2 separate regions of the Homo sapiens genome follow, and region 1 is linked to region 2. The links are chromatin loops, found by intact Hi-C in ENCODE. Cell type or tissue: CD4-positive, alpha-beta T cell. All regions are shown on one strand. Links, peaks and the distances in the headings refer to the core of each region. The heading gives the core; the rest is flanking DNA. Region 1 holds the start of LOC124902958 (a long non-coding RNA gene). Region 2 has its middle 18 kb from the start of DYRK2.

Region 1 (15,694 bases), core at 3,011-11,010, 67 kb after region 2:
CATATCCATATTTTCTTCTCAGAATTCCATAGGTTTAGCCCTTTGGGGGTTTTTACTTTTTTCTTCTTATTTTTTATACTGCCTGTTCCTACTTTATGCTGTGTTTTACCCATATTTATGTCATTTTAATCAGTTCCATAAGACTGTGTTTGAACTCCCCACCTCCACTTGCTTTTGTTTTGGGTGATGACTGTGCTGTCCACCTCTGCCACTTGTTTCAGGCCCTACTACTTTTTCCCTCCAATGTTCCTTCTTTTGTGTCTGCCATCTATTATTGCTGAATACGTTATTGTCGTTTTTGTCTTCTTATTTTATTTTCTCCTCTTCTTCCTTCAGTGGATGTCTTGAGATGTTCTTGCTTCTTATGTTCCATGTTTGCTGACATAGGGCAAAACTAAGAATCTGCGACAAGACAAGCTGCTTTTTCCTCTATCAAAGCTGCCTTCATCGGGCAGCTGTCCTTCATTCTCAATTACTTTATCTACTCTTTTTTGCCTTTTTCACATCCAACCTGTAATCTATATTTTCCTTTCTTCAGCTATATCTTAAACTGTTAAAATAGAGCCTGACATGTAGTACACATTCAGTAAATATCTGTTGAATAAAAGAAAACAATAAATGAATGAATGGTTGTTTGGTAATTATCGCCTCAGTTGTTGATTCTTTGCTTTTATTTTAGTTCCTGGAAGCTGGTCTGCCTGGATCAGCATTGCGTGTGGTGCATATTTTTATGTAGTTTGCATTACCTTATGCCCCACAAAGACCACACATTTCTTACTATACAGGAAGTGCTGTTGCATCCTGGGCTTCTATATGCATAGTGATTTTCCTTACCATGTGTGTTGATGTGTTTTTAAAGTGGGAAGTGGAGGCTTTTGTGCATAGAAAGGAACCATGTATAGGTATTTGAATATTAAAATAACATTTAATTAATTTAAGTTGCAAACGAAACTATAATTTTCTTAGGACTTTAAGTTCACTTTGTGATTTTGATTTTACTTATAAACTAAGTAATTTTTACATAATTTGAAATCATCCTTCCACTTATTTAATTCAATTTTAGCGGATTAAAATCCTTTATAGTCATAGTAATAAGCCATCAATTAAGTTCCCCTAAATTTTTAAAAACACTTCTAATTTATTATATCAAGCAACTGAGTTGCCTCACAAGGCCAACTTAAGCCTCAAAAGGCAAAATCAAAGAAATTGTAAATCTCATAATTCACCCTTAAAACCATAATGAGTCAAAATATTCAAATACTGTCTATAAACATTATCAAATTATCAACTCTGTGACTTAAGATAATGAGAATAAAATTGATTATAAATTTCACATAGAAGTTATGAAGATCAATTTGTCAGATTTCCTAATGTTAGGTTTTATTAAACATTACTAATACTTTAAACACAAAAATTATAACTTCTGTTTCTAAACCTATTAAACAGTATTAATGCTTTGGGTGGGTCCAATTTACTTCATGATCTTTATGTTCAATTTTTAGCACTCCTATAATTGTAAAATCATTTCCCTATGAAGGGGAGCAGTTTTACATCCCAGCTGGGCTGAGGTTACGCGGTTGAAAGACCTGGGGCTGTGATATAGTTACTTATTTATCAGATGTTTAAGATAAACATGGTTCATAGGCTACAAACTTCTAGAATGATTCTGCCCAAGCCACAGACAGACACACTGAGTCTTTTTCTATATGCTGTGTCCATGAGGGGCCAAGATCCTGTCTTTTTGTTGGGATTGATTTGGCAGACAATGTCTCCTGGCCATTTTAACCCCACATTATACTTTTTCCCAAATCTTTTATAACACCTTAAAACATTAATTATCTTATCTTTTCTAGGTGGAGATTTGTGTACCCTATTTAGGTTGCCACAAATTGCTTTTATCACTTGGTTAAAGTCTTCATTTCTTTCACATTTTTTTTTTCAGCTTGACTTTAAATCTTGTGTACAAATCCAAAATTTGAACATTAACTGGGAGTTTTATGACATTAAGGAATTACTGTTCACCATTCTTTTAGGGGTGATCATGGTATCATGGGTATTTTTAAGAGTCTTTATCTTTTAGAGATATATTCAGAAATATTTACTGATGAAAATACAAGTAAAACACAAGTCAATAAATCATATTAGACCCAAAGTATTCCATTCATGCAAATCCTCAGGATCACAATGATTTAGAAAAGGTGAAATCCAGAGGCCAGAGCAGGGTCCTTCCCTAATCAGCTTTATCTTTCATGCTTTTCTTAATCAAATGAAAAGAATCCCAATTCGAGTTAAAGTAGCAAAATCTCCCCTCCGCCCTCTCCGCTCTCTCATTTCCCCTCTCCCCTCACTTTTGATTCTTTTTGCCTAGGTTTGGACCTGATGTTTAGTCTTGTTCCACATGGTGGCAAGAAGGCTTCAGGTAGCTCCAGGGTTGTATGGTACTGACAGCTAGCAGTCTCAAAAGGAGAAACTCAACGGCCAGCATCCATGACAATTACTCCAGAGAGCACTGATTGGCCATGCTTGGGTCATGTGTATTCCTCTGGACCAATCACTGTGACTCAGGAAATGGGGTGTTCTGATTGAACACCCTGGATCACAGGGTAGTGGGAGAAGCAGGGCCCTTTGATCCATAGACTCAAGAGAATGATTTGGAGTTCGGGAGGGGCAGTTTTCTGCAGTAAGGAACACCAGACAAACAAAAAAGTGGCAGATGCCCATTACAGAACAAAATATATTCAGACAATTTTGTGAGATTCATGTATATCAAGTCTTTGGCTGTTCCTGCTGCCAGCTACAATCGTTGTCTGTCCCAAATGGAAAGGCACTTGGCAGCTGATTAACTCAATCCCTTCTTCCTTGGCATAGCACTATTTCATTTTTGTATTGCTCAGTTCCAAATCTGTCTTTTACTTTTCCTGGAACTGCTAATACATTACAGTCTTTATCCAAGTCACACAAGGTCTTCTATATTTGTTTTTAATTTGGAATCATCACCAAGTTTTTCCAGAATTCTATGTTCTTTCCTATAGATATATATTCTCCAGGATAACTCCTGTTTCCCAGCTAAGCCAACTTCCTGGGGATTTGAATTACTGAAAAGATGTCCCTTTAGGCTCATCCCAATTCATGTAATAAATTGAGTCCCAGTGCATAATCTTACAGTCAGCTGCTTTTAAAATGAATTCTAAACTCAATTGAGTTTCCATTCAAGAGGCATTTCCTATTCCTACTTTTATCTTCCCCTGTCAGAAAATGCAGAGCTGCTTCTAGTTTCCTGTCCTCCTGGGATGCTGCTGCTGCTGCTGATGATGATGACAATTATAATAAGAAGGTAGTTAATATTTACTAAGTAAATTAGTGCTGGCATTGTGCTAGGTATTTAGTGCAATCTCTCTTTTAATCCTGACAATGTGCCATAAGGCAGATGTCAAACCCCAATTTTACATAGAGGGAAATAGGCTCAAAGTGGGGACTTACTCCAGGTCACACAGCCAGTAGGTGGACTATCTGAGATTTGAAACCAGGTCAATCCAACCCCAAATGCCACGCTCTTTATCCCTGTGGTTAGACACATGAAACTATCACCTTTCTTTCCCTTTTCTTATTCCTCCTCCCCCATCTTACTGGTTTTGCTTTCCTTTCCAGCCCCTTCCAATTCTTTTATCTTTTTTCCTTCCTCTCTTACACAAAGGTTTAATTTGCCTTCCCCATAGTAGGCACTTAATAGAAAGTTGTTGAAATAGTTGTGTTGCCAATTTATTGAACAGTCTAAATTTATGCTTCCATATTGATGGTCATTGGATCCCTTCAACCACCTCTGTAAGGAAAGCTAGGTGTTATTCCTATTTCATGCATCAGAAAATTAAACATAGACAATGAAAGAATAACAGACATGTAGGGTCAACTCGTTTTATCGGAATGAGGGGTTAAAGCCATTGAACAGGTCATGCCCTAATAGACTCTTGAAAACCTGAAAAAGCAAGCGATTGATCTGCCTCATTTAGAATAAATGCCCGAGTCCTTTCCATGGTCTGAGCCTCTTCCTTTTTGTCCTTTTTATATTCTCAGCCTCCGGGCCCCAGGCTGTTTCTCCCATAGGCAAGCTTTTACCTCAGGGTTCTGCTCTACCCCTATTGTCTCCACCTGGAGCTCTCTCCCTCAGAAGTCAACAAGGCTCTCTCTCTCTCTCACCTCTTTCAAGTCTTTGCTCAAATGTCTCCTTAGTGAGGGCTTCCTTGGCTACTGTATTTAAGGCTTCCATGGCTACCATAACTAGGCTACTCAGTTCCTATAGGATTCCCTTTCCCCTTTCCTGTTTTACTTTTCTCCGTAGAACTTTCCACTTGTTAAATTAATATCATTATTTAAAATTTTCTGAATTTAAAGAATGTTTGCTCCATTAGGACAGGAATTTTGCCTGTTTTCTTTACTAGTATACAGTAGGTACTCAATAAATTTTCACGGAATGGATGAATGAATAAATGCAGATTTTCATTCATTCATTTATTCAAGAGACATTGACCACACAGGAGATGAGCTGCCTGTCCTCCTGCCTGCTTTGTTTGAACACCTCAAGGAGGAAGGCTAATAAAAGTCCAATGCCAAATATGAAAATAAATATTGCAGTCAGATGTTGAGTAATAAAAAGTAGTGTAAAATTGCTGTCTTAATCGCTATGCCATTGGAGAAGCCCAGTTTAAGACAAGGAAAGATCTGTAAGACAGGGTCAGCCAGGGAAAGATAGGAAAGGAATTCTAGAGACAGAATCCTTCCCCTCTGCTCCAGCCCAAGATGCTGCCTCCTGTTTTCTGAGAAATAAGAAGGCAGGTCTATTCCTGTTATCTTGGGACTCAGCAGGGCAGCCCTGTTCTTTAACAAGACAATCTTTCAATTTATGTGACTTGCATATTTTAGAATAAATTCTGTTAATATGCAAGCACTAATACTGTAATACAATCATTTCTACTTCCTGCCAGTGTTTTATGTCTAAGGCGGCAGCTCAGTGCAGAAAGAAATTTAGGTAGGCAAGGGAATAACACTGCTTTCCCTTCATGCTCAACAATGTGCCACCTGACATGGGATTCTTTTCAGTTCATTTGTTTGTAATTTAAACCAATTCCTGTCTCAGCATTGGCTCATGCCTGTAATCCCAGCACTTTGGGAGGCCGAGGTGGGAGGATCACTTGAGCCCAGGAGTTTGACACTAGCCTGGACAACATAAGGAGGCCTTGTCACTACAAAAATAAAAATAAATAAATAAAATAAAATTAGCCGGGTGTGATGGTGCATGCCTGTGATCTCAGCTACTTGGCAGGCTGAGATGGGAGGATCACTCAAGCCCAAGAGATAGAGGCTGCAGTGAGCTGTAATTGTGTCATTGCACTCCAGCCTGGGCAACAGAGCAAGACCCTGTCTCAAGAAAGATACAGTAAAATAAACAAACAAATTTTTGACTGGGAAATGTCTGTTAAAACATCAGGAAGACTCCCAAATTAAGGAAAGGACTATCACCATCAACCTCAAATTGAAAATTAAATCATTTTTCAATGTCTTGAAAAATCATACAGAATCTCTACAAGTCTTGGCTTTGCCTTAATAATAGTCAGTACACTGGCCAACGATGGCACCAAGATTAAAGGAGGAGGTGAGTCTGGAAACACATGAACTTGACCTTCTACAATCGATTTCCTGTGAGGGAGACTCTGGACATGGGCAAAGCTTTAAGCCAAAGATCTGTGATGCTCAAGGCTCATCCAGGCATTGGCAGTGTATTCAATGTATAAAAAAAATTCTTTTATTTCCAATGACCTGTTTTATGTTAATTTTATTGTGATGTAGAAAAATAACTAGTGTGTCCTTCAACTTACTTGCCAAAACCTACTCTTTTAAATATTTTCTCAGGAGAAAAGTCATTTTAATTTTAACTTAAAAAAAAAAAAACCACAACTTTTCAGGTAAATTGCCAAACAGATGTTTAGTGCTTAGAGTCTCAGGGCAGCCTTTGTGTTGTGGTTGCAAACATACCTATCTTCTAGATCAGAGGTCAGGAAACTACATCTCTGTGTCACAAACACGACTGCCGTGTGTTTTTGTAAATAAAGTTTAGGATAACCACAGTCATTCATTGCATATTGTCCACTGTCTACTGTCTACATATATTGTGTACTGTCTCTGGGTGCCTTCCCTGCTATGGCAGAGTTGAGTAGTTGAGATAGAGACAGCATAGCCCACAAAGCTTAAGATATTTGCTCTCTAGCCCTTGACAAAGAAGTTTGCCAACTCCTAATCTAGTAGAGGCAAATTTCTGTTATAAAGTCTGTACTTATGTTTACTCATGAATGCATCCATTCTTTTAGAATAACATGGATCATAGTGTACATAATAAACTGTTCCAAAATGGCAATATGGTTTAGTGACCATATATTATTGTCACCATTTCCCTTATTATGTTAACTTCTATTAGATGAAAATGCTATTCTGTAAAACAGAATTATGAAACAGTATACACAGCACAGTGTGAGAGTCAATGGCAAGACATTGCACACAATGAAACCCAGTGAAATGTGAAGAGGCTAACCGGGAAGTCTCCGTAAGTGCATATATTTCACAGCTGTGGTGCTAAGAGACAGATTGCTTGGAATGCCATGAGTAGACAAAGCCAAACAAAAATGAGAGCATGAGGAAATTTTTCTGGTGAAAACAATTTTTCCTTACAAATTTGAAATATTTTCCCTTTTATGTTATATTCTTTTTTTCCCCTTTTGAAGTAACATGGCTTCATCCTCTGCCAAATGTATTCCTTCCCACCCCTACCCCACTTTTGGTTTCTTCAATAAATAAAAATTGATTCCTTCACCTCGTTCACATGGACAGTTTCACAAGCTTATAGTGCATGTTGAAAGAAGTGTTGGATTGATTTTTTTTCAGTAGATGAAAACAGTAAAATTGTTAAACTGCATTAAAAAATTTTCCATATAATTGAAGGTGAAGGCATCAATAAGCAAAGCACTTTTAAGGCAATACTAAGGTTCTCAGCCTTTGGACTGTATTGCTTTTCTTCTCCCCATCACGGGGAATGAGATCCATTCTTGGCTGTTTAGTATTCTGTAATGAAAGGAAAAGTCACTCCCACATTTTTTGGGGTAGAGAAGGGGTTGTTAGTCAGCAGGACTATCAAACAACAGTAGTCATTGCTGTTGCCTGGGCTTTTGAGGGGACCAAAGGAGACCAAACCGAAAGGTTCTGTAAAGTCTGTCTAAGTGAAAGATGTTGCTGTTATCATCTGATTTAGTCATCGAAACCTCCTAAGAACCTCTACAGAGGTTTGAGATGGGGAAGGAAGGAAGTGAAAGTAAAATCAAGCATTTCTGTGACTATTTAAAGCCACCCTAGCAATAAGCCTTGCATGGTAAAGAGTTGAAATTGAATGAGGCTTTCAGTTTTCTGTGGGTTTCACTGATTCACATTAGCCCAAGGGCTTTTTGTGTCTCCCCATGTAGCAGTAGTTACACCCCTGGTTGGCATGAGATAAAATCCTGCCGTGCACACAGAAACCAACTTCTTAGGCATTAGTCAGGGTCTCTCTGAAGTAGAAGTGCCTGAGCCACTTCCGTTTTTTTATTTTTAATACTCATGATGTGTTAGAAAGTGAAGAAATGCCAAGACAGACTTACAAACACTGTGGTATACTTTTTAATGTTTATGTTTAAGAAATTAGTAGTCTTAACACATGCATTTAAGTAAGTGCAATGTAATTATTTTGCTTTTCAAAAGATTTCAACATAAAGAAGCATTTCTACAGGGTATACTATAGGCAGTGGGACCCAAGTTTAAGGTTGTGTGAGGGACAACTCCCTCCAGTCAGACGAGTGAAAGTTACTGCACATATAATCTCACTTGGGGATGATGTCAAATGTCCATGTCTGCGACCCTGTCTAAACTAGGAGGCTGGGCTAAAAGGCTCCCTTGCCCTCCTTCTCCCAGCTCCCCCCACCCACTGCCACCACTGAGACCAGATCGTAAGTACACAATTATGCCTGTGTGGGGAAGTGGGGAGGAGAAACACAAGGTATGATGGAGAGGTCCATTATGTACTCTTACACAAATATTTTTCAAGTGCATACTATGTGCAGAGGTAAGAAGATAGTACCATAGTTAAACTCATACTTAGGGTTTAAATCCTGGCAGTGTTATTCCCTACTTGAGTTATAAAACTTCTCTAAGCCTTAATTTTCTCATCAGTTAGCTCATTTGTGAGGTGCTTCATTAGTTGTTATGAGGATTAAATGACTTACCCACATAAAGTTATCTGAACAGCACCACCTTGCACTGTGAGCAAGCAGTATAAAAGTTCTTGACCTCAGGGAGCTTAATTTCCATCTCCCTCACTGCATTTTGCTCTCAGCTCTCCTGTCTGCAAGCTGGTCTACCTGAAACAACTGCCTTGCAATATCAAAAGATATCTGATAAAACGGGTAAATATAGCTCCACTGATGAGGACAAAAAAAAATCAGCTGTATTAAGGAAATTCTCTTAAAAAGTCATTAATCTTCCATTCAACAAGCAACAATGTGTGTTAGACACTGTTCGGGGAATGCTGATATTGTAGTGAACAAACCAGGTGTGGTTCTGTACTCATGGGTGGGAAAGATATTGGATACATACATTGTTCTGCACAATGTAAACATTTTGTTGCAGTATGAAGTGCATACAGAAAGTGCACAAATAAGTGCACAGCTCAACTCATTTTCATGAAACGAATGCACACATATAATTAGTACCCAGTCCAATAATCGGAATCTTACCAGAACCCCAGATGCCTTCTTGTGCCTCCTTCCACTCACAGTCACTTCCAAGGGTAAATATTATACTCATTTCTGTTAGGTTGGTCCAAAAGTAATTGCGGCATTTACCATTAAAGTAATGTGCAGTTTTCCTGCACACATTACTTTAATGACAAAAACCACAATTACTTTTGCACCAACCTAATAAAAGTCAGTATAGTATTCACTGCCAGGATTCAAACTCTAAAGTAATGGCAAAAGCCGCAATTACTTTTGCACCAAAATAATACAACCACAGATTACTTTTTCCTGTTGTAAAACTTTATGAAAAAGGAATCCTGACGTACTCTTTTGTAATGGGCTTTTTTTTTTCACTCAACATTATGTTTGTGAGAGTCATCCTTTTTTTGTATGTAGCTATAGTTTATTTATTCTCATTCTTGCATATTGTTCTCCTATATTGTATGAATTTACCATGATTTTTGTATCCATTCTATTGTTGATGGACATTTGGGTTGTGTCCAGTTTGGGAATATTACAAATACTGCTTATGTTACTATTAATGCTGTTAACATTCTTGTTCATGCCATTTGTTAGATATACATATGTATTTCTGTTGGGCATATTTTTAGGAGTGGAGTTGCTGAGTATAAGGTATGGGTATGTTCAGTTTTAGTAGATACTGTCAAACAGCTTTCCAAAGTAGTTGTAACAATTTACACTCTGGTCAGCAGAATAAGAGAGTTCTGGTTGCTTTATATTGTCTGTCTTTTTCATTTTAGTCATTTTGGAGGGTATGTTGTAGTTTTTGCATTATGATTAAAAACATTTTTTTTTTCAGAGACAGGGACTTGTTCTGTTTCTCAGGCTGGAGTGCAGTGGTGTGATCATAGCTCACAGCAGCCTCGAGCTCCTTGGTTCAGGCCACCTCAGCCTCCTGAGTTACTGGGACTGCAGTCCTCCCAGCTCAACCTCTCCTGAGTCACTGGGATTTTTCCATCTTAATTTTCATCTGTGCTTTCCTAATGACTAATGGAGTGCCTTTTCATATGTTTATTTTCTGTTTGAACATCTTCTCTCATACAGTATCTATTCTGACATTTGCCCATTTTTCTATCGAGTTATTTTCCTGTATCTCATTGATTTGAAGGAGTGCTTTAAATATTCCAGATAATAGTCCTTTGTTAGATATATGTTTGAAAATCTCTCTCTCAGTGTATGACTTTTTACTCTCTTAATGGTTTTGGAGAACTGAAGCTCTTAATTTTAATGCAGTCCAATTGATCAATATTTTTCCCCTTCACAGTTATTGCTTTTTGTGTTTTAAGAAATCTTTGCCTGAGACAGTTCTTGTGGAAACAGCTAGTGCAACACTGAGAAACTGTTGTACATTATGTTGCCTAGAGTACAAACAGCACAGTCAGGATAGCTAAAGGTGACCCCAAGAAACCAAAAGGCAAGATGTCTGCTCATGCCTTGTTTATGAAGACAATGCTGGGAGGAAAATACAAATAATAATCCAGAGGCCTCTGTAAACTGCAGTTTCCAAGAAGTGGAAATACACTGAGAGGTGGAATACAATGTGTGGTGAAAGAGAAATACAAATTTGATGAAATGGTGTGGTATACTATGAGCAGGAAATAAAGGATTATAGACCAACTAAGGGAGGCAAGAAGAAAGATGATAACACCCTCCCCTCATGCCCCACCTTCCTCTTCTACTTAGATCTCTGCCCAATAGTAAATCCACAAATTTAGGCATTTCTACCGGAGATGTCGCCAAAAACCTGGATGACTGTTATGTATGTAGAATTCCTAAAATGCCCCCATAAAGATATTTCCCCCTAATCCCAGGAACCTGGGAATATGATGAGACATCACTCACTAGTGTGGTTATCATATTTCATGGCAGGGTTAGGTAATCTCCTTAAGATAGGAGATTATCTTGGAGGATCTAATTTAATCACATGAGACCTTTTAAGCAGAGAGCTTTCTCCAGCTGGTGGCAGAAGAAGTCAGAGAGATTTGAAGAGTAAAGGGGTTATGGCTTGAAGTTGCAGCAGGCCCACCTGAGAAGGAATTCAGGAAACCTTAAAAGACCTGAGAGAGGCCCTGGCCAACAGGCATCAAGGAAAGAGGATCCTCAGTCCTACAACCACAAGGGACTGAATTCTTCCAGCAACCTGTGTGGGCCTGGAGGTGATGTCTACTTAGAGCCTCCAGGTGAGGACCCAGCTTGGCTGATGGCTTGGTTCCCGCCTTGTGATTCCCTGAGAGGAGAACCAGGTGACATCGTGCTGGACTTTGTTAAAAGCTGTTAAGTGTGTGGTAATTTGTTATACAGTGACAGAAAAATAAAACATGCAGGATAATTTTAGTGATGGTGAAAAGCTACCTTATAACAAAGTTGAAGGAGATGTATGGGAAGTAGGTGGCCAACTATAATCTAAAGCAAAGGGATGGTGATAGAGTTTGGCTATTTGTCCTCACCCAAATCTCATGTGGAATTGTAATCCCCAATGCTGGAGGAGAGGCCTGGTGGGAGGTGTTTGGATCATGGGGGCGGATGCCTCATGAATAGCTTGGGCCATCCCCTTGGTGATAAGTGAGCTCTCACTCTGAGTTCACACAAGATCTGCTTGCTCAAAAGTTTGCGGCAGCTCCCCTGTAACCCATGCTCTCTCTCTTGCTCCCATTCTTGCCATGTGAAGCGTCTGCTTCTCTTTTGCCTTCCGCCATGACTGGAAGCTTCCTGAGGACCCCCCCAGAAGCAGATGCCACTATGCTTCCTGTATAGCCTGCTGAACTGTGAGCCAATTAAACCTCTTTTCTCATAAATTACTCAGTCTCAGGTATTTCCTTATAGCAGTGCAAGAACTGCCTGATACAGATGGAATAAAGAGATCATCTAGCACACACCAGAAAAAAAGATGGAAGAGTAAGGTGAGGAGTATGAGAAAGGGAAAAAGAGGATGCAAAAGAGAATAATGAGGAAAACTGCATGTCTGTCTCCATGTGTATGTATACAGGACAACTGCAGTAACTGACCACCTCCTATTTGAGAGTCTGTTGTTCTCACTGGGTTTCATTCCGCAATTGAAATATAATTACACTGTAGTTTTTGAAGCGCTCCAGGAAATGCAAGTGGTTTCTATGTTGTGTTCATGGGTGTCACAAGCACCCAGAAATTCAATCAAAGTTGTCCATATTTCTAAACATTTTTAAAATGAAAAGAAACTCTTTTGTTATCCTCACTCCATGAATTTAGAGATCTGTGAGAGAAGGCAATTAAAAATGTTCCTGAAATTAAAAAAAAAAAAACTTATGTGTAAGGTAGTGTTATTGATTAGAAGTCTTGAGTTATCAACTGTACATCAGCTGTAATTTGTAAAAAGAACAAAACAAACTAGATGACTTTTTATGGTCTGTGCTTGGTGGTGTAATGCTGTAGAAGGTGGCACTTTTTGGAGGGGGCTGTAGCTCAAGGATGAGGCTAAACCTCTTTACACTGCTTCCGGCTGTCTTGTTTTTCTATACAGTGACATAACATTCTGCTGACATTCTTAGCTGTGGAAAAGGGGCACTGGCTGGCATGGGAAGTGTTCTGATTATTTTTAATTAAATCTAGTAGTTTGAAAACAAACTGTAGAGGTCTTCGTTGTCAGAAAACTGCATAGGTACTGCTTCAAGGAAGGTGCATAAGCCTTCTGACCTCAAGCACACACTTTGCAACATTCTGTTATTTTTTTGGTATCATTAGAACGCTAAGACTCCCTTTCCTATTAATGTTTTTATTGAGGCACAGCATAGCACAGAAGAACGCATAGAGGAGGCATAGAGCACTGTGAAGTTCCACAAAATGAACACACCTGGGTGACAACCACCCGTGATGACAAGCCCCCATGCACGCTCCTTGAAGCTCCAGCTGCCCCTTCTCCCCAGAGGCAACCTACATCCTACTCTTAATACATAGATTTGAGTTCTCTCAGAATGTTGAAATGCTTTTGAAGCAAAGTAGAGTATGCTGTTTTTAAAACTGGGAGGAAAAAAAAGAAATTTCACTCCAAGATTATGAAGATCTTTTCCTGTTTTCTTTAGGAGTTTTATTGTTTTATCTTTTGCATTTAGGTCATGATCCATCTTGATTTAGTTTTTGGTGTGGCAGTGAGGCCAGGTTACTGTCTATCCTTGGCCCAACGGAGAACCTGGTGTCTTCACTGGGATCCCTTCCTTGGCAGGTCCTGAGTTCCTATTTTCATCTCCTGAGACTGCCAGAAACTCTGATGATTTTCAGAGGCTTTCTACTTCTGTTTTTCAACCTCCACTCCTTATATACCCCCAATTCAGCACATGCTTTGAAGGGAAAGCCAACTGTGTGTTTGAAACCCTTCAGGTCTCTTTTAGAAGTTCTCTGGCTTCTCTGTCCTCAGATTCTCGGCTCTGCCATCAGCTCACCTCTCTGCTCTCTCAAGTCTTAGCCCCTCCGATTCTCTTAGCCTTGACAGCCCACCACTGCCTTCAAACAGGTGATTTCTGCATTTAATTTGGGCTTTCTTGTTTTGCTGTAGTTCCAGGTGATGTGGAGTAACAGTGCACAGTGACTCCATATCACCTGGAACAATGGAAACATTTTAAATTGCAATTATGTAAAGTAATAAAGGAAAAAAACCCATAGTGCTGTTATAAGAGGGAATATTAGGAGTCTGTGGCTCAAGTTCACTGTGTTCTGTAGAAACACTGTAGTTTATCAATATCATACCTGAGCCTTCAGCACATAGACACAGAATTAGTGAAAGAAGCCAGCAGCTAAATGCCTAATTCCACTTCCCCCATCAGCCCTTCATTTGTAATGAGTAATTTAACCTCTCTAGGCACCAGTTTCTCTGGTTCTGGCATTTATTCTTCATCTTAGTGGCAAGATTTGTCTTACGTGCTTTAAACCCTTGGAACAAAAGGCAACCTTTGACTAACTTGGCCCATTTAAAAAGAGGTACCACAGAGGTTCCCTTCACTCATTTAAAGTGGTGCGTAGGGGCTGGGGAAGGGGTAGAAGCGGGGAGAAAAAAGAAAAAAAAATGGCGTGTGTATGCTTGAAAAATCAAGACAATCACTTTTTGTTTGTTTGTTTTGTTTTGTTTTAAAGATGAGGAGGCAGAAGAAATTCCCACAGGGCCACATACTACCAAAAGCTACTGAGAAATAATCCCTTGAGGAAGGATATCTAGGGCAAATGTCACTTTGCTTTCATGCCATTTCTTCTATGGTTACTTCCACATCTGCTCCAGCAGCCTGGGGTGAACACAGATTTATAAGAAGTCGTTTGTACAAAATAAAATTAAAAGCCACAAGTTAATGCTACCATAAGATTAAGGCTGAGCTTAACTTGATAATATTTAGTGTCCTAGGAAGGCATAGAGTTCAGCTTACTTTTTTTCTCTCATGGTTGAATTTGCAACTGATGATGCCAAGTGATTGAGAAAGGAGTATCTTAAAAGAGAGCCAAGGGACGGGCAGGTGTGGAGGCAGGCTGGACAGTCATCTCTATCCTTAGATAAGGACAGGGATGGGCAGTGCTTCCTGCCAGCTGTCTTCAAGCTGATGGAATTCTGTCATAGAGTAGGGCAGCAGGGACCTTAGAAAATCTGAGTGATCACCCCTTTGGGAGAAAAAAATGCATAAATAATTAATTAAAATTCCCTTTTAAAGTAGGGTCAGAAGAATATGAATGCTGTCTACGTGGGAGTCAACACCCAGAGATAACATCAGTTAATAGAGGATGTGATGGCTCAGAAGATAAACAAAACAGAGTGTAGGAGAATGCTAAGAAAAACAAATGAAGGGAAATAGGGAGGGGATAAAGCAGATGATGAATTGGGAGGAAGCGGCTACTTGGGGACAAGCCAGGGAAAAATGTGGAAAAAAAAGGAGCTTAGAAAAAGCTAAACACATGTAATTGCTGGGGTGGGGGTGGGGCCATGAGCATTCACTAGAAAAGCATCTTCTGCAAAGGCTTGGACCTTGACTTCTTCATTTAATATTTGGGATATTTCTCTTGAGATTTGGCTCCAGGAAAATAGCAGAAACAGCCACGTGCTGAACAGAGAAAGGCCCCAAAACCTACCAGAGGCAGTCTCTCAAGAGAGTTCCGTCTTTCTCTCTCTGTCCTTTTGAGTTCTCATCCTCTCTCTCAATTTTTGCCATGCTTTTTCCATTATTTTATGAAGCTTTCCCATCTTGTCCCTTCTGATATTTCTTACTCCCATCCAGTTGCCATAGGAATAGCCATAGGAAGTAGAATAATAGTAATAAAAACAAAGGTGATAACATATATTATTAGATATTACATGTATTATGGTATATGATTTATTATATAATATATACCATTATTCTATATTCTATATATTAATGCACAGTATATTACTATTAGTTTAACAGTTGAGAATAAGCATATACCATTCTTGAGAGTCTTCTCTGTTTTATTGTGAGATGTGAATGGTCCCTGAATTTGAGTTTTAACTTGGCACTTGAAGATTCGCAGTGTTTTTAAAGGCATTCTAACTCTTGCTGGATCTCAGAATACCCATTCCCAAAACAGTACAATTTCTGTTATTATTTTGAAATACATATTTCCTATATTATAGCACTATGAAACTGTCAAGCAAGTTGTAATCATAAATATAATGATACTTTGTACTTTTAAAGTGCCCCATGCTCTTAGAGCCAGAATTTCTCAAGCATTCTTGCAAGCCAGGCAAGCAATACCCACCAGTGAAAAACTGAAATATAGAAGTTAAGAGCTTGAGCCAGTGCCTTAGAGCAAGTCAGAAATAAAGCTGGAATTTAAGGGAAATATCTTACACTGGACATTGGACTTCTTATCCTGGCAAAGATATAAAATGAGAAAAATTA
Region 2 (15,694 bases), core at 5,217-13,216:
AAGGTCAGGTGATCAATGGAGTTTTAGTTCAGGTGCATCTCACAGGGGTCCTCAAACCCATCCTGTGGTTATTTCCCTGGCTTTGAAATGCATAATTGGAAATATACTTAACCACTGTCAGAATCCCTACATTGGTTCCTTGACCTGTGGAGTGAGGGCTATTATTGTAGAGGTGTTGAGTGGAAGCCGTTAGAACTGCCCCTTCCTAGGAAAATAGTAAATCAAAAGTAATTCTACTTTTCTGGAAGGGTTGCATAGATTAGTGCCACCATCAAGAACTTGAAAGATGCAGGGGTGGTGATTCCCACAAAGATCTTATTCAACTCTCCTATTTGGCCTTGTGCAGAAGACAGATGGATCTTGAAAAATGACATTGGATTATCATAAACTTACCAGGTGGTAACTCCAATTGCAGCTGCTGTGCCAGATGTGGTTTTATTGCTTGAGCAAGTTAATACATCCCCTGATACCTGGTATGCAGCTATTGATCTGGAAAATGTCTTTTTATCCATACCTGTCCATAGGCCCACCAGAAACAGTTTGCTTTTGGCGGGCAAGGCCAGCAATATGCCTTCAATGTCCTACCTCAGGGGTATCACAACTCTCCAGCCCTATGTCATGATTTAGCTCACAGGCAACTTGGCTGCCTTTCCCTTCCACAGGATATCACACTGGTCCATTATATTGATGATATTATACTGATTGGACTGAATCAGTAAGGAGTAGTCACTACTCTTCACTTATTGGTAAGGCATTTGTGTCTCAGACATTGGGAAATAAATCCAACTAAAATTCAAGTGCCTTCTGCTGTAGTGAAATTTCTAGAGGTCTAGTGGATAAATTGTTGCATCTGGCCTCTCCTACAACCCAGAAAGAGACCCAGTGTATTGTAGGCGCCTTTGGATTTCAGAGGCAAAAAAATATTTCTCATTTGGGTGTGCTATTCTGGTCTTTTTACCGAGTGACCTAAAAAGCTGCTAGTTTTGAGTGGGGTTCAGAACGAGAGAAGGCTCAGCAACAGGTTCAGGCTGCTGTGCAAGCTGCTCTGCCACTTGGTCCATCTGGTCCAGCAGATCCAATGGTGTTTAAAATGTCAACAGAGATAGGGATGCTGTTTGGAGCCTTTGGCAAACACCTATAGGTAAATTGCAGAGCCAGCCTTTAGGATTTTGGAGCAAGGTTTTGATATCAGATAACTACCCTTCTTTTAAGAAACAGCTTTTGGGCTGCTACTGGGCCTTAGTAGAGACTGATGGACCACCACATTATCATGTGATCTGGACTGCCAATCACAAACTGGGTTTTATCTGACACCCAGCCATGAATTTGGGCATGTATAGCAACAATCCCTCGTCAAATGGAAATGGTTTATACGTGATCAGGGCCAAATGAGCCCTCAAGGCATAAGTAAATTGCATAAACAATTAGCCCAAATGCGAATGGCCCTCCTTGCTGCTACACTGCCTTATCTCTCCCAGCCTGTACCTACAGGCTAATGAGGAGTTCTCCACAATAAATTAACAGAGGAGGGGAAGACACAAGCCTAGCTGACAGATGATTCTGCATGATACGCAGGTACCACTCAAAAATGGATAGCTGGAACATCTCTAAAGGACAGTGGTAAAGGGAAATCCTCCCGGTGGGCGCCACTTGGGGAAGTGCACCAGGTTGGAAGTGCCCTTTGCTTGGAAGAAGTGGCCGTATGCAATTATGTACCAATTCATGGACTGTAGCCAATGATTTGGCTGGATGGTCAGGGACTTGAAAGGAACATGATAGGAAAATTGTGACAAAGAAATCTAGGGAAGAGGTATATGGATAGACCTCTCTGAAGGCAGGGGGAGATATTTGTGTCCCATATAAATGTCCACCAAAGGGTGACCTCAGCAGAGGAGGACTTTAAGAACCAAGTCGATAGGGTTCTATTGGCACCTGATAGTCTATTTCTCCATCCACCCCCCCCCCGTCATCACCCAATGACCTCACGAACAAAATAACCATGGTGGCACGAATGGAGGTTATATGTGGGCTCAGCAACATAGATGTCCACTCACCAAGGCCAACCTGGCTATGGCACCACTCAGTGCCGAATCTGCCAACAGCAGAGACCAACGCTGAGCCCCTGACATAGCGTCATTCTCCAGAGTCAGCCAGCCACCTGGTGGCAGGTTGATTACACTGGACCACTTCCATCATGGAAGGTGTAGCATTTTGTCCTTACTGGTATAGACACTTTGGATATGGATTTGCCTTTGCTGAGTGTAATGCTTCTGACAAAGATACCATCTGTGGACTTACAGAATACCTTATCCACTACTATGTTATTTCAAACAGCATTGCTTCTGATCAAGAAATTACCCTCACAGCAAAAGAAGTGCAGCAATGGGCCCGTGCTCATGAAATTCCCTGGTCTTACCCACCATCCTGCAGCAGCTATCTTGATAGAATGGTAGAATGGTCTTTCGAAGATTCATCTGGCATCAAGCTAGGTGGCAATACTACCAGGGCTGGGGCAAGGATCTTCAGAATATGCTCTAAATCAGCATCCAATATATGCTGCTGTTTTTCTGGTAGTCAGGATTCACAGGTCTAGGAATCAAGGGGTGAAAATGGAAGTGGCACCACTTACTGTTACCCATAGGGACTAATAAAATTTTTGCTTCCTGTTCCCATGACTTTATGCTCTGCTGACCTAGAGTTCATAGTTCTAGAGAGAGGAATGCTTCTACCAGAAGACACAACAATGATTTCGTTGAAGTGGAAGTTAAGACCCACCCAGTCTCTTTGGTCTCCTCATTCCTCTGAATCAACAGACCAAGAAGGGAGTTACAGTGCTGGCTGAGGTAACTGTTCTGAATACCAAGAGAGAAGTGGACTACTGCTCCACAATGGACATAAAGAAGAGTATGTCTGGAATACAGGCTATGCCCTAGAGAATCTTTTATTATTGCCATGACCTTTGATTAAAGTCAGTGGGAAACTATAACAATCCAACGAAGGCAGGACTATGAATGGCCCAGACTCTTCAGGAATAAAGATCTGAGTCACCCCTACCCCATAAAGAAACATAATCAGCTGAGGTGCTTGTTGAAGGCAAAGGGAATACAGAATGGGTAGTAGAAGAAGGCAGTTATCAATACCAGCTATGGCCATGTGACCAGTTACAAAAATGAAGACTGTAATTGTCATAAGTATTTTATCCTTATTTTGTTACAAGTATATTTGTTTTCTTTCCTCTTTTATTCCTCTTTTATCCACTTATCATGTAGCATAAGATGTATTAACTTTACATCAGTATTTTAGTATTATTAATTTTACATCATGGTATTTAAGTCACAGGATATTAGGGAAGAGTAAATATATCAGTTAAAGACTTTACCTCCTATTCTAGGAAAGGGATTTGTACATTTTTGTTGTATGCTGGATAGTAGTATCAGATTAAATGAAATTATGACCTAGTTGTCTTTATTTGGAGATCAAGTATGGTTTAAAGAGATGTTTATAAGAAACAAGTTGACAAGGGATGGACTTCTGATGGTTAATTTTATGTGTCAACTTGATGAGCTAAGGGATGCATGCCCAAACAGTGGGTAAAACATTATTTTGGGGTGTGTTTGTGAGGGTGTTTCTGGAAGGGATTAGGATTTGAATTGGTAGACTGAGTAAAGAAGATTGCCCTCCCAGTGTGGAATCATCTAATCAGTTGAGGGCTCAAAGAGAACAAAAGGGAGGAGGAAGGGCAAATTTGCTCTTTCTACTTGAGCTGGAACATTCATTTTCTCTTGCCCTCAGACATCAGCACTATCAGCACTTCTGGTTCTCAGGCCTTCAGACTTGGACCAGGAATTATATCATCAGCCCCCAGTTTTTGGGCCTTTGGGTTTGGACTGCAACTATACCACTGGCTTTCTGGGTCTCCAGCTTGCAGATGGCAGATCATGTGACTTCTCAGCTTCCATAATTGCATGAGCGAATTTCTCATAATAAATCTCTCTATATCTATATAAATATCCTATTGATTCTGTTTCTTTGGAAAACTCTGACTAATACAGCATCCAACCCGTTCTTACTAGGGGATGGTCAGGAAAGACTGAGAGGTGAGATGATGTGTTGGGGAGAAGGTGCAGAAGGCATTCCAGGTAAAGGAGGTAGCATGTGGTAGGATGTGGCTCCTGCTTACCCTAAAATCTGTGTTAAGGAATTTGGCCTTTATCTTTAGAGCAGTAGGGACCATGTAAGTATTTAAATAGAGGTGTGGCATACTAGATTTACATCCTAGAAAGAGCACCATGTCCCCTGATTCTCAAGGTTTGTGTTCAATTTAACAAGCATTAAATGAGCCCTTATTACAAGCAAAGCATCCCTCCTTTGTGCTTTTGGGAAAATTAGAACATAAAAATTTTTCATAGACATACCTATAAAAAATTAAAACTATATTGGTAACCTACATTTTAAGCATATGAATGCAATATATTTAAAGAATCTTGTTTTTTTTCCCAAAGTTAATTGCAATATGTTTACATTGGACACCAAGGGAAAAAAATATTTTAAAAGCTTACTGAGAATGAAAAGGAATACATTTGCAACTTCTAAGGTTGGGAGACTTGGTGGTTGCTTCATAAGTGTGCAGCAGAAGCAAGTTCATATGTATTCTGAAAGCATGTTTGATGCATGTGACTAGAATTTATGAAGAGGCAAAGCTATGTTCTTTATGAGCTCTAGGCCTTTCCTGCCTGGAAAGGACAGCCACCCTCTTGTGGGTGTCATATTTTGTCATCACTGCAGTGCAGGTGTGAGGAGCAGCCCCATACTCCACTTTTCCATGTGCCCAGTGTTGTCATTAGAGTCTTTGTACTGGCTTCAGTAAAACAATCTTCAGGACAGACTATCCTGCTCTGCCCTTATACCCTTTTTCTGATGTTGCACAGTATTTAGTCACTTCTGGGATTTCCTATCAGAGTTGAGAATTGTGGGAAGAGGAAAGGGATTTTCATAAGACTTTATTATATTACTTGGGTTCAGATTTGTACGTTCTTGATTGGTTCTCTCTGTTCAAAGGTCAAATTCACAATAGTGCTTTTGACTCTGCAAGAGATAGATTTTCTTTGTCTCCTGTAGAACATTCTTACTACCTATGAATAAAACTTTATAAATACCGCAATTATTTGGGTTCTATTTTTGTATTATTCTCTTTTTTTTATTGTAATTATTAAGAACATGAACTCTAGCTGGGTCCAAACCAGGCACTGAAACTAAGTCTGTAGTCTTAGGCAAATTTTTAAACCTCCTTTTGCCTTAGTTTTTCTCCTCTATTAATAGAGATAACAATTCTCCACTTTCATAGCATTGTAGTCAGCTATGATACATAAAGCCCTTAGAATACTACCTGTATGATACTACACAACATTGCATTTTGTAAATTGAGTACTTTGTAAAGCGCTTTGAAGGAAAGTCAGAATGAAAAAAATTCTCTGAAATGGGTAAATGCCAACTCCAGAATTAATATTAGACAGTTGATCGCATCGCATTTTAACACAACTTTGATGGCACATACAATGAACAGTGACTATACCCACATCTAAATTAGTGCTAAGAAATTAATAGCTAATTGAAACATTAATGTGGCCAGTATATTATCCATTTTGCTTTATTTTATAATTGTTTCTACTAAAGTAACAGATTTTTATATTGTGGGTTTTTTTTCTTTTGGTCTTTTTTTCAGGTTCAGAAGGAACATTTAAGTAACATGGGCCTAAGAGTTGTAACATCTTAACGCATGGTAAGATGTTAAAACAAATGTAGCCATCAGTGACGCCACTGAATTAATCAAGTAGTTGGTGCAAAAGTAATTGCAATTTTCTCCATCACTTAAAGGGCAAAAACCATAATTACTTTTGCACCAACCTAACAGAACTCAGATGCAGAAACATGCCCAACAGCCACAATGGCCTAAATGTACCTCTCCAAAGGGCCTTATTTACAATCGCCATAATATTAAAGTGAATCCTCTACCCCTTAGTAGGGCATAACTTGAAATAGTGAATTTTCCTTTGTTCATATTTAGAGGTTTCACATGTTTGGAATTCAACAACAGGGCTTAACTTCGATAAATCAGGAATCATGGGTCATGTTCAGAGAATGTAGGAAATAAATCTTTCTGTGTTGGCTCTATCCTTCTGAAGATCATATAAATATGCTCATGATTGGAAGCATGCATTCTTCTTTATAGATTTCAATTCTGAAAATAGAAAAGTTTACATCTATGGCATTTCTACTTAATTCATTCATCAAACATTTTTTCAAGGAACTCTTATGTCCCAGGCATTGTTCTGGGTACTGAAAAGCAGCAGTTAAAAAAAAAAAAAAGAGAATGACAAAAGTCTCCAACCTCAAAAAGCATACATTCTAATGGAGGGAGACAACAGAAAACAAGTGAGTACAAATAAAATGTCATATGGTGGTAAGTGTGAAGAAGAAAATAAAGCTAGGGTCTGAGAGGCAGCACTGCAATTTTAAAGAGAATGCAGCTTTAAATAGACTGCACCTTTAAATAGACCTGAGCAAGACTGCAACGTTTAGGCTGGGATGGCTGTAATCCCAGCACTTTGAGAGGCTGAGGTGGGAGGATCACCTTGAGGTTGTTAGAGGCTTCATGAGCTACGATCACGCCACCGCACTGCAGCCTGGGACACAGCTCAAGATCATATCTTAAATAAATAAATAAATAAAACAAAGAAGGCAACATTTAGCAAAGACTTGAAGGCAAGGAGGACATTCTTGAGGAAGAGTACTCCAGGCAAAGGAACCAACAGGAGCAACAGGTAAGGCATGTGTGGCGGGGCATGCACGGTGTGTGTGAGGAACAGCAACAAGGCCAATGTGGCTGAAGCGAAGTGAGCAAGGCAGGGCGAAACAAGGCAAACCACCAGAGGGGCAAAAAAGGAGCACATAAATTATACAGGAGCTTTTAGCTACTCCAGAGACTTTGGCTTTTGCTCTGGCTAATGGGAAACTGTCGGGGAGTTTTGAGAAGAGAAGTGCCATGATCTTACATTGTGAAGAGATCAGTATGCCTACTGTTAAGAGGCTACTTCTGTAATCCAGAGGAGAGATAATGGTGCCTTTGAGCATGGTGATATTTGTGGCAGTAGTGAGAAGTAGGTGGATCCTGGATATTTTTTAGTGTAAAATCAACAGGATTTGCAGATGGATGTGATGTGATGTGTAAGAGCGAGAGAAGAATCAAGAATGACACCCAAGTGTTTGGCTTGAGTGATGGAAAGTCTAGACTTGCCATTTGCTGAGATAAGAAACACATATTGGGAAAAACAGAGGTAGAGAGGAAGAAATCACACGTTCAATACTGGCTACGTTAAGTTCGATATCCTTATTTATCAGGTATCTAAACAGCGATGTTGAATAATGTCTTAGTTCACTTTGTGTTGATATAAATAACTACCTGAGACTGAATAACTTATACAGAAAACAGGTTTATTTGGCTGACAGTTCTGCAGACTGTACAAGAAGCATGGCACCAGCATCTGCTTCTGGTGAGGACCTCAGGAAGCCTCCAATCGTGGCAGAAGGGGAAGGGGAGTGGGCATTACATGGCAAGAGGAGGGAAGCAAGAGAGAGAGAGGGGCAGGTGCAAGGCTCTTTTTTAACAATCAGATCTCCCAGGAACCAACAGAGGGAGAACTAAGTTATTATGCAAGGACAAATGTTCATGAAAGATCCTGAATGTCCCAAATACCTGCCTCCAGGCCCCACCTCCAACATTGGGGAACAAATTATAACATAAAATTTAGAGGGTACAAATATTTAAAGTATATCAAAGAAAGAGTTTGCTTTAAGCATCATCTCTGTTCTGAATATATTACTTATAGCTGAGTGTTTCTGTAGTAATGAGACATTTGAATTGTTTCTTGGTGCAAACCATGTTTATGAACTTCTACAAGAAGTTCAGAACCTCAACACTGCTTTCAGGAAAAGCAAACTAGTAACAGTAAGATATCAGTTGTGTGCTTCTGATGTAGAAAAAGAGTCCCAAAATAGAGCTAACTCTGTCTAGAAAAGCTGCAAGAGGTTACCAAAGAGTAAAACCAAAGATTTTACTGCAGTGAGCTATTACACAGGCAGTGGTTTTAGGGTCTTCGCACTCTTCGGTGCTAAGTATAAATCGGTTTGATTTTCAAGCACAAGAGAAAACAATGTTTCTTGTGCCAGGTATGTATTTATGCACAAACTAGTTTGAAAGGCTTCAGCGTGAATGCCCAAATTACAATTGACCTCTGTTAGTCTCAGCAGTAGCACCAAGAAATGGAGCATAAGAAATGAAAAGAAAGAAATGTCAGGATACATTTGTAGCAACAGAGAAATGGCGGTGAGAAAATCTCAGGAAATACAAAGCTTACAGTAAAATTAAAAATCTAAATGCCTGCTGGAGAAAGGTGGTAATGTCAATGGGTAAAGCCAGCCTAGCACACACACAATAACAGGAAGTGGTGGGGACTGCGGTGACCTGCAGGGCAGGCACTGGTGGGAAGTGGGGAGGGCTGAAGCTACAAAAGGTGGGGGATGTTCTCCGTTGCCAAGTAGGACTAGGAGGAAGCACAGTGCAGACAGATTTTGCCTTATTTCCAGAAAAGCCAGAAATCTGGATATTTACATGAAATCTCCTGATTTTTAAATGTTGGCATTTAGTTCACATTTTCAAAAAACACTGTGGAAGCCAAACAAAACATATCTGCAGGCTGCTTTTGATCTGTAATTTCTAACTTTGCAACTTCTAACTTTGCCATTTACATACAAACAGTTTTAATTATTGAGTAAACTGAGCCATTAAATCCCTACATAGTTATGACAATGATTTCCCCTACACAGAAGAAACAGAAGAAACCATTTTTTTATGACCTGAAGCTTCTGTTGCAGTATGAAATCATGTTATTCAAATACTAGCAGAGGAAAAGCAAAATAATAGAATAAAAATAATTCCTTTCCTTTTCAGAATTTTTACAAATGAAAGTTGTCAACTTTTATTACTACTTTTGCATAAATCTTCTGAAAGTTAAGTCACCATTAAACTAAATATGATGTGGAATAAGGTAGAGTTACGCTCTGCTGCTTCTGAAATAGGTTGACATTTTATAAGATTCTCCTGGAATATTCCTCTGAAGGATGTTGGGTTTCAGAAATCATATAAGCTGATGGAAAACGACTGGTTCTGACTGAAATGAACAAGTGGAAGGAGAGATTTTCATTATGACTAAGGCTATTTCATAGTCTTTCCCAGTAACTCATTTTCTCCATCATTCTATCTGGAAATCTTCATTGAAAAGCAAGAATACCAGACAATTGGATAGATTTGAAGGAATGCTTAAACTCGATTCATTCTCATAGCCTAAGCAGGCCTCTGGACCATGCTTCAAGCACTGTGATTTGAGAGGAATCTGAGAAATGTTCTATCTTCCAGGGAAATTTCCTAAGAATCTTTTGCCCTGTGGTGGCTTTATTTCTACCTATACCTATAGATTTGGAGGAGAGAGGGTCTTCATTTTTCTCCTCTAAATTAATTGAGAGAATAGACATTCCTAGAGTGGGGGTAATATCTTAAAACCCTTACCAGCTAATGGTTAAGGCAGGAAAATGACTTTTTGTTCCCCCAGCAGGAGCAGGGAGCCAACAGGGCAAGACTATAAAGTAATGGCAGAAGCTCCGGAAGTCTGGAAACAGTATGAACTGGAAGTGTCAGAGTGTCACTCAATTCTGCCTAGAGCAAGAGTTCAGACAGCCTTCAAATCACTTTGGATAAACACAGGAGGCAGCCAGGGAAACAAAGCACTGTGGAGTTCAGTGTTCATTGCCCGGATGGGCTGATGGGCTCGTTGAGGAGAGGGAGTTTATTTTAAACATCTTTTGTGCCTCTTTGCAATGCCTGGTGCAGGGTTAGGCATACATCTTAGATGTAATAAATACAAGTTTAAATGAGTACAACATCTTCAGATGGATTTGTGACTCTAGTGTCAGACTATTGTATATATTATCATTTGACATTTCAAAATCATTTATATTCTATCATACTAAAAGGCTCACACATGCATGTATTGTTGAAGTTATTAATGGTTTCTTACCTAATTCAGGCACATTAAGTCTGCAGGTTAAATGCCAAGAAGTAGACTTTCAATATAACTAAAACATGCTCCTTAGAAGCAACCAAATTGTTTTAAGTATTTTAATTAAGATACTTATAAAATTACTGCACTCTTTCTTGCTTCACAAATTAGAGTTAAGTATAAAGAGCAAAACTGAACTATTTCTTAATCACTGCAAAAGATCATCCATCACATCTGTTGCATTAACACTTTAGGATTATTGTTGGTCTAGAGCATCTTACTTCAGTGCTCTACGGCTTAAAGCAGCTATGCTTTTTAGATCCTTTGCTTGCTTTTGACAATTTTTCTGTCTCTTTCCTTACTGAAAATAGTCAGTGGATCTTTTACTATCACCCTCCCACCTTTCTTAATTTGCTAACTCTAACATGCAATGGCCTGAGAAACCAGATTTCTAAGCTTAATAGGAAGGTGTATCAAAGAATAATAGCTCATACTTGTGCATTTTCTGTGTGCTAGGTTCTGTTCTGTGAATTTTAAATAGGTAATCTGATTTAATCCTCTATGAACCCTACAATGAAAATACTATTTTACAGGTGAGAGAACTGACACAAAGAGCTTGAGAAACTTGCCAAGTTCATATAATTAGTAAGTAGGGGAGACACAATCTGTATTCAGGCCATCTGACCACTGTACCATGCTATGGATTGTTTTTGAGTAAAAGAATGGATGATTCTTTCATTAATAAAATTCATGGATTGCAATGCATGGATTTTGTGACACCAATTGTGTTTATCTACAAGTCTTTAAAAAGTCCCTTCTGCTCTTCAGCTGTGTTCTGGATCGTTGATGTTAACATTTGGATGACCTCTGAAAAAGTCAGAGTTATGGTATTTTAAATGTAGGGAAGGCATTTATATTTTCTGGCTTAGTCTTTTCACAAGATTAGTTTCAAAAGGTGAGTAGGGTTCTTGTTTGGTCTCATCAGTGATAAATCAAAATTTCCTCAGGTTCTTCAGGGAATTTAAAAAGTCCTCATTGCTTGAAATGAAAATAGAAAATGACTTCGAAGTTAGAGAGATTAAGGATAATTTTAGTAAACTTCACTCTCGCCCCCATTTTATACTAATCCCAAATCATTTCAGGAAAACTTTTAACAACTAGGGGAAAAGATGCATGGGGAGGGCTATGGAGGAAAAAGTGATGTTGGAAAAGCTTGGCTCAAGAGGAAGCTGCTGAATGTAGGTTGGTCATTTACCTGAACTTCAGCAGGACTTACTTTGTGAACTTTGAGGAGATTTGCTGACATAAAGGTTAGAAGTGGTAAGCCTGGGGACAGAAGCTGCTGTTGAAAATGTGGTCCTCCAAAAAAGAAGGAAGTTCTTACACTGCCACGTGCTCCAGGGCAGCTGCCAGCTAGCCATGTGTTTGCTCAGTGATTTCTTTGGCACTTTGCAAGATCTTGCAGGATTTCAGGATATTAGTGTTTCCCCCGACTTACTCTTCATAAATGGTCTCTTTAGACACCCTTTGCTGCCAGTTAGCTCTATGTGAAACACTTTAAAAAAAAAAAAAAAAAAAAAAAAAAAAAAAGGAGAGGATGTCTTTCTCTTTTCTATTGCTTTACCAGGTTAGAGAACATTATTTCTCTTTGGAGGGTCATCTTATTACTTTTCTGTTGATCTTATTTATATTATTTTGTTGATTTTTCATTTCTCAAGGAGGAAAAACTCATCTGACCCCATGGTATAGATACTTTTTTGTTTGTTTCAAAGATCTGAAATATACAGTAATTTCTCAGTCTTGGATCATTTCTCTCTACCAAGTTAGATTATTAGTCAACATTCCCACATGCCAATATGACTGTGCTTGACTGAATTACATCAGAAATGTATAATTCCAGTCAAGTTCTCATATTTGGTAGAGCATTTCTTTGGATAAATTCTCTGGGTCTTAACTTCCTTTTTTTCCAAATGTTGTCTTAATAGCTCTGTAGTGAGAGGAAGCAATTCTGTTTAAGAAACAGCACATAAGGGAAGACAAAATAAGGACCAAGCCAGTAAACAGCAGCATGGGAACAAGCCTAGAGTAAAAAAAGAAGAGATCTCAGATCTGCTTGGGTTGGGTGTGCTGATGTCAGGATTTCTATTGAATGGGATTCCCCAGCCATTGGGGGTGGGAGAGGGAGAAGTACTAACAGGGAAGCTGAATGTGCCACTGTTAGGTCAGATGAAAATGTGTGGGCAGGTAGTGGAAGATAGCGGCCTTCCCATCCTCCATGCCCCCCCCCCACAGCATATGTGCAAAGTTCTGAGTGGGTAAGTGAGCTCTGGCATCAGAGTCCCTGAATCCAGATCCATTCACTGCCAGTTACTAACAAGTTATTTAACCATTCAAGGCCTCTATTTCCTTGTCTCTGAAATCAGGATAATATACCTGCCTCATTGGGTTGCAGTGAGGAGTCAAGGAGATGGTTCAGGCAAAACACTTCGCACACAGCCTGACACATGGCTCAAGAATAAAGCAATCAAGGATTTTTTTCTTTCTGTAAAGCATATATTATATGAAACGTTTGTCAGGTTCTTCACTCATTGTAAATTAGGCAAGGAGGAAAGGATAATACAGCATTGGTATGAGAGGAGAGAGAGGGAAAACAGGTGCCCAAAATGGAACAACCCCAATGAGATGGAGAACTGAAATACAGTCATGTGTCACTTAATGACAAGGATACACTCGGAGAAATGCCTCTTTATGCAATTTCATCATTGTATAAGCATCACAGAGTGCACTTACACAAACCTGGGTGGTACAGCCTACTACACACCTAGGCTATACGATATAGCCTAATGCACTTAGGCTACAAACCTGTACACCATGGTACTGTAATGAATACTGTAGGCAGGTGTAATACAATAGTAAATACTTGTGTGTTTAAACATGTCTAAACATACAAAAGCTACAGTAAAAATAAAGTATAAAAAATTTTTAAAATGGTACACCTGTTTAGGGCACTTACCATGAATGGAGCTTGCAGAACTGGAAGTTGCTCTGGGTGAGTCAGTGAGTGAGTGGTGAGTGAATGTGAAGGCCTAGGACATTACTGTACACTACTGCAGACTTTATAAATACTGTACACGGACTCTACGCTCAATTTATTTAAAAAGTTTTCTTCCTTCAACAATAAATTAACCTCAGCCTACTGTAACATTTTTACTTTATAAACTTTCATGTTTTAAAAATGTTTTGACTCTTGTAAGAACACATAGCTGTGGTACGTGCCTATAGGCCTTGCTACTCTGGAGGCTAAGACAGGAGGACCCCTTGAGCTCAGGAGTTTGAGACCAGCCTGGGCAATATAGTGAGACCCCCCCATCTTGAAAAACAACAACAACAAACCCAGAAACACATTGTACAGCAGTACAAAATTATTTTCTTTTTGTATATTCTTATTCTATAAGCTTTTTCCTTTTTTTTTTTTTGAGACAGAGCCTTGCTCTGTCACCCAGGCTGGAGTGCAGTGGTGCGATAGCTCACTGCAACCTCCGCCTCCTGGGTTCAAGCAATTCTCATGCCCCAGCCTTCCTAGTAACTGGGATAGGCAAGCGCCACCATGCCCGGCTAATGTTTATATTTTCAGTAGAGCTGGGGTTTCACTGTGTTGGCCAGGCTGGGTCTTTGAACTCCTGACCTCAGGTGATCTACCCACCTTGGCCTCCCAATGTGCTGGGATTACAGGCATGAGCCACCATGCCCGGCCTTAAATTTTCTTATTTAAATTTTTTAAATTAAAAATTAAGACACAAGGACAGATTAGCCTAGGCTTGCAAAGTCAGGATCATCCATATCACTGTCTTCCACCTCCACATCTTGTCCCACTGGAAGGTCTTCAGGAGCAATAACACATGTAGTGAAGCTGTCATCTCCTAGGATAACAATGTATTCTTCTGAAATACCTCCTGAAGGACCTGCCTGATGCTGTTTTAAAGTTGATTTTTAAAATAAGTAGTAAGAATACACTCTAAGAATAAAACTTGAGCATGGTAGCTATATAAACCAGCAACATAGTTGTTTATTATCATTATCAAATATTATATACTGTACATCTGCTATACTTTTATAGGACTGGCAGCACAGTAGGTTTGTTTACAGCAACAGCATCTTAAACACATGAATAATACATTGTGTGACGACTTTGCAATGGCTACAACATCACTTAAGCAACAGGAATTTTTCAGTTCTATTAGAATTTATCAGAGTATCATCATATGTATTGTCCATTGTTGACCAAATCGTTGATAGACAGAACAAGACTGTAGCTCCAAATGAAAAGAGTTAACAATGTGTACTATAAGAAAATAATTTGATTCTAATATTCTAGTGATTTTTTTTCTATCTTTTGCCTAAAGCTTTCAATCTCATGCTTGGCCTCATCTCATACATTTCATCCTGTCCCTCTTCTTCCTTGTAAAAATTCCTACGAAGTTTCTCCTATCTCCTCCTTTCTCATTCTTGCTGTCTCTCCACATTCATTTTCTTATTTTGATTTACGTTTAAGTTCAGGGGTACACGTGCAGTCTTGTTATATAGGTAAACTCGTGTCACGGGGGTTTGTTTACAGATTTTTTAGTCACCCAGGTATTAAGCCTAGTGCCCATCAGTTATTTTTCCTGCTCCTCTCCCTCCTCCTCACCCTCTGGTAGGCCCCAGTGTGTGTTGTTCCCCTTCATGTGTCCATGTGTTTTCATCATTTAGCTCCCACTTATAAGTCAGAACATGCAGCATTTGGTTTGCTGTTCTTGCATTAGTTTGCTAAGGATAATGTCCTCCAACTCCATCCATGTTCCTGCAAAGGACATGATCTCATTCTTTTTTATAGCTGTATAGTCTTCTACAGTATGTATGTACCATGTTTTCTTTATCCAGCCTACCATTGATGGGCATTTGGGTTGATTCCATATCTTTGCTATTGTGAATAGTGCTGCAACGAACATACATATGTATGTGTATTTATGATAGCATGATTTATATTCCTTCGGGTATATACCTAGTAATGGGATTGCTGAGTCAAATCCCACACCTATTTTCTTGCTCGTCATCCTTTCTAGTACCTTCACTATGACTTATTTATCTTTTGCTGCTCTTTGAAAGCATTGATCTCTCTATTTCTTTGTCCCTTCCAGGTCACAAGAAAGCTGTTTTTTTCTTTTTCCAATAAGCAAACCTCTTTTTCCTGCCCAATTAACAAAATCCCTTGTAATCTCTGTTTTCGTAACTGTTATTATCTGCCTACCAATAGTTTATTATTTCTTGGCTAGTTTGTATTATTTGTGCCAGTTGGAAATGCTGATCAATGGCCAGTCACCTGCACACGTGCTAAATACAAATATTTGCTTACAGGCCTTTAGAGTTTCTGTATTTCAAAACCTTCATTAGAGAACAGTGCTGTGTGAACAATGGATATGTCCAATATCACTTATGAGAGATAAATAACAAGCACAATGTACTGTCTACAATGATACTTAGAGTAGCTCTTCTTCAATCAAAGACATTTTCGAATGTAAAAGTGTTAAAAAATTTCCAGGACA

Evidence for each region. Hi-C counts contacts between places; a loop is a spot of excess contacts. Peaks named below come from ENCODE experiments on the same cell type or tissue, not always from the same donor. Only the 100,000 strongest peaks of a DNase experiment are listed, where the experiment ranks them.
Region 1: it touches region 2 in a loop (5-fold over the local background); 7 of 110 quality-filtered maps call a loop at or near these places.

Annotation. Positions count from the first base shown.
Region 1 is chr12:67,691,576-67,707,269 of GRCh38, forward strand. It overlaps LOC124902958 (a long non-coding RNA gene), which reads right to left and starts at 2,627. Exons shown (of 2, transcript XR_007063355.1): 1 at 2,377-2,627; 2 at 1-594. In CD4-positive, alpha-beta T cell, for the core only: no CTCF peak of the experiment used is centred there; DNase peaks (open chromatin) are centred at 6,046 and 7,536; H3K4me3 peaks cover 887 bases; H3K27ac peaks cover 956 bases.
Region 2 is chr12:67,622,415-67,638,108 of GRCh38, forward strand. No RefSeq gene overlaps it. Among named protein-coding and RNA genes, the nearest start is that of DYRK2, 18 kb to the right of the region's middle. In CD4-positive, alpha-beta T cell, for the core only: no CTCF peak of the experiment used is centred there; a DNase peak (open chromatin) is centred at 8,517; H3K4me3 peaks cover 542 bases; H3K27ac peaks cover 3,031 bases.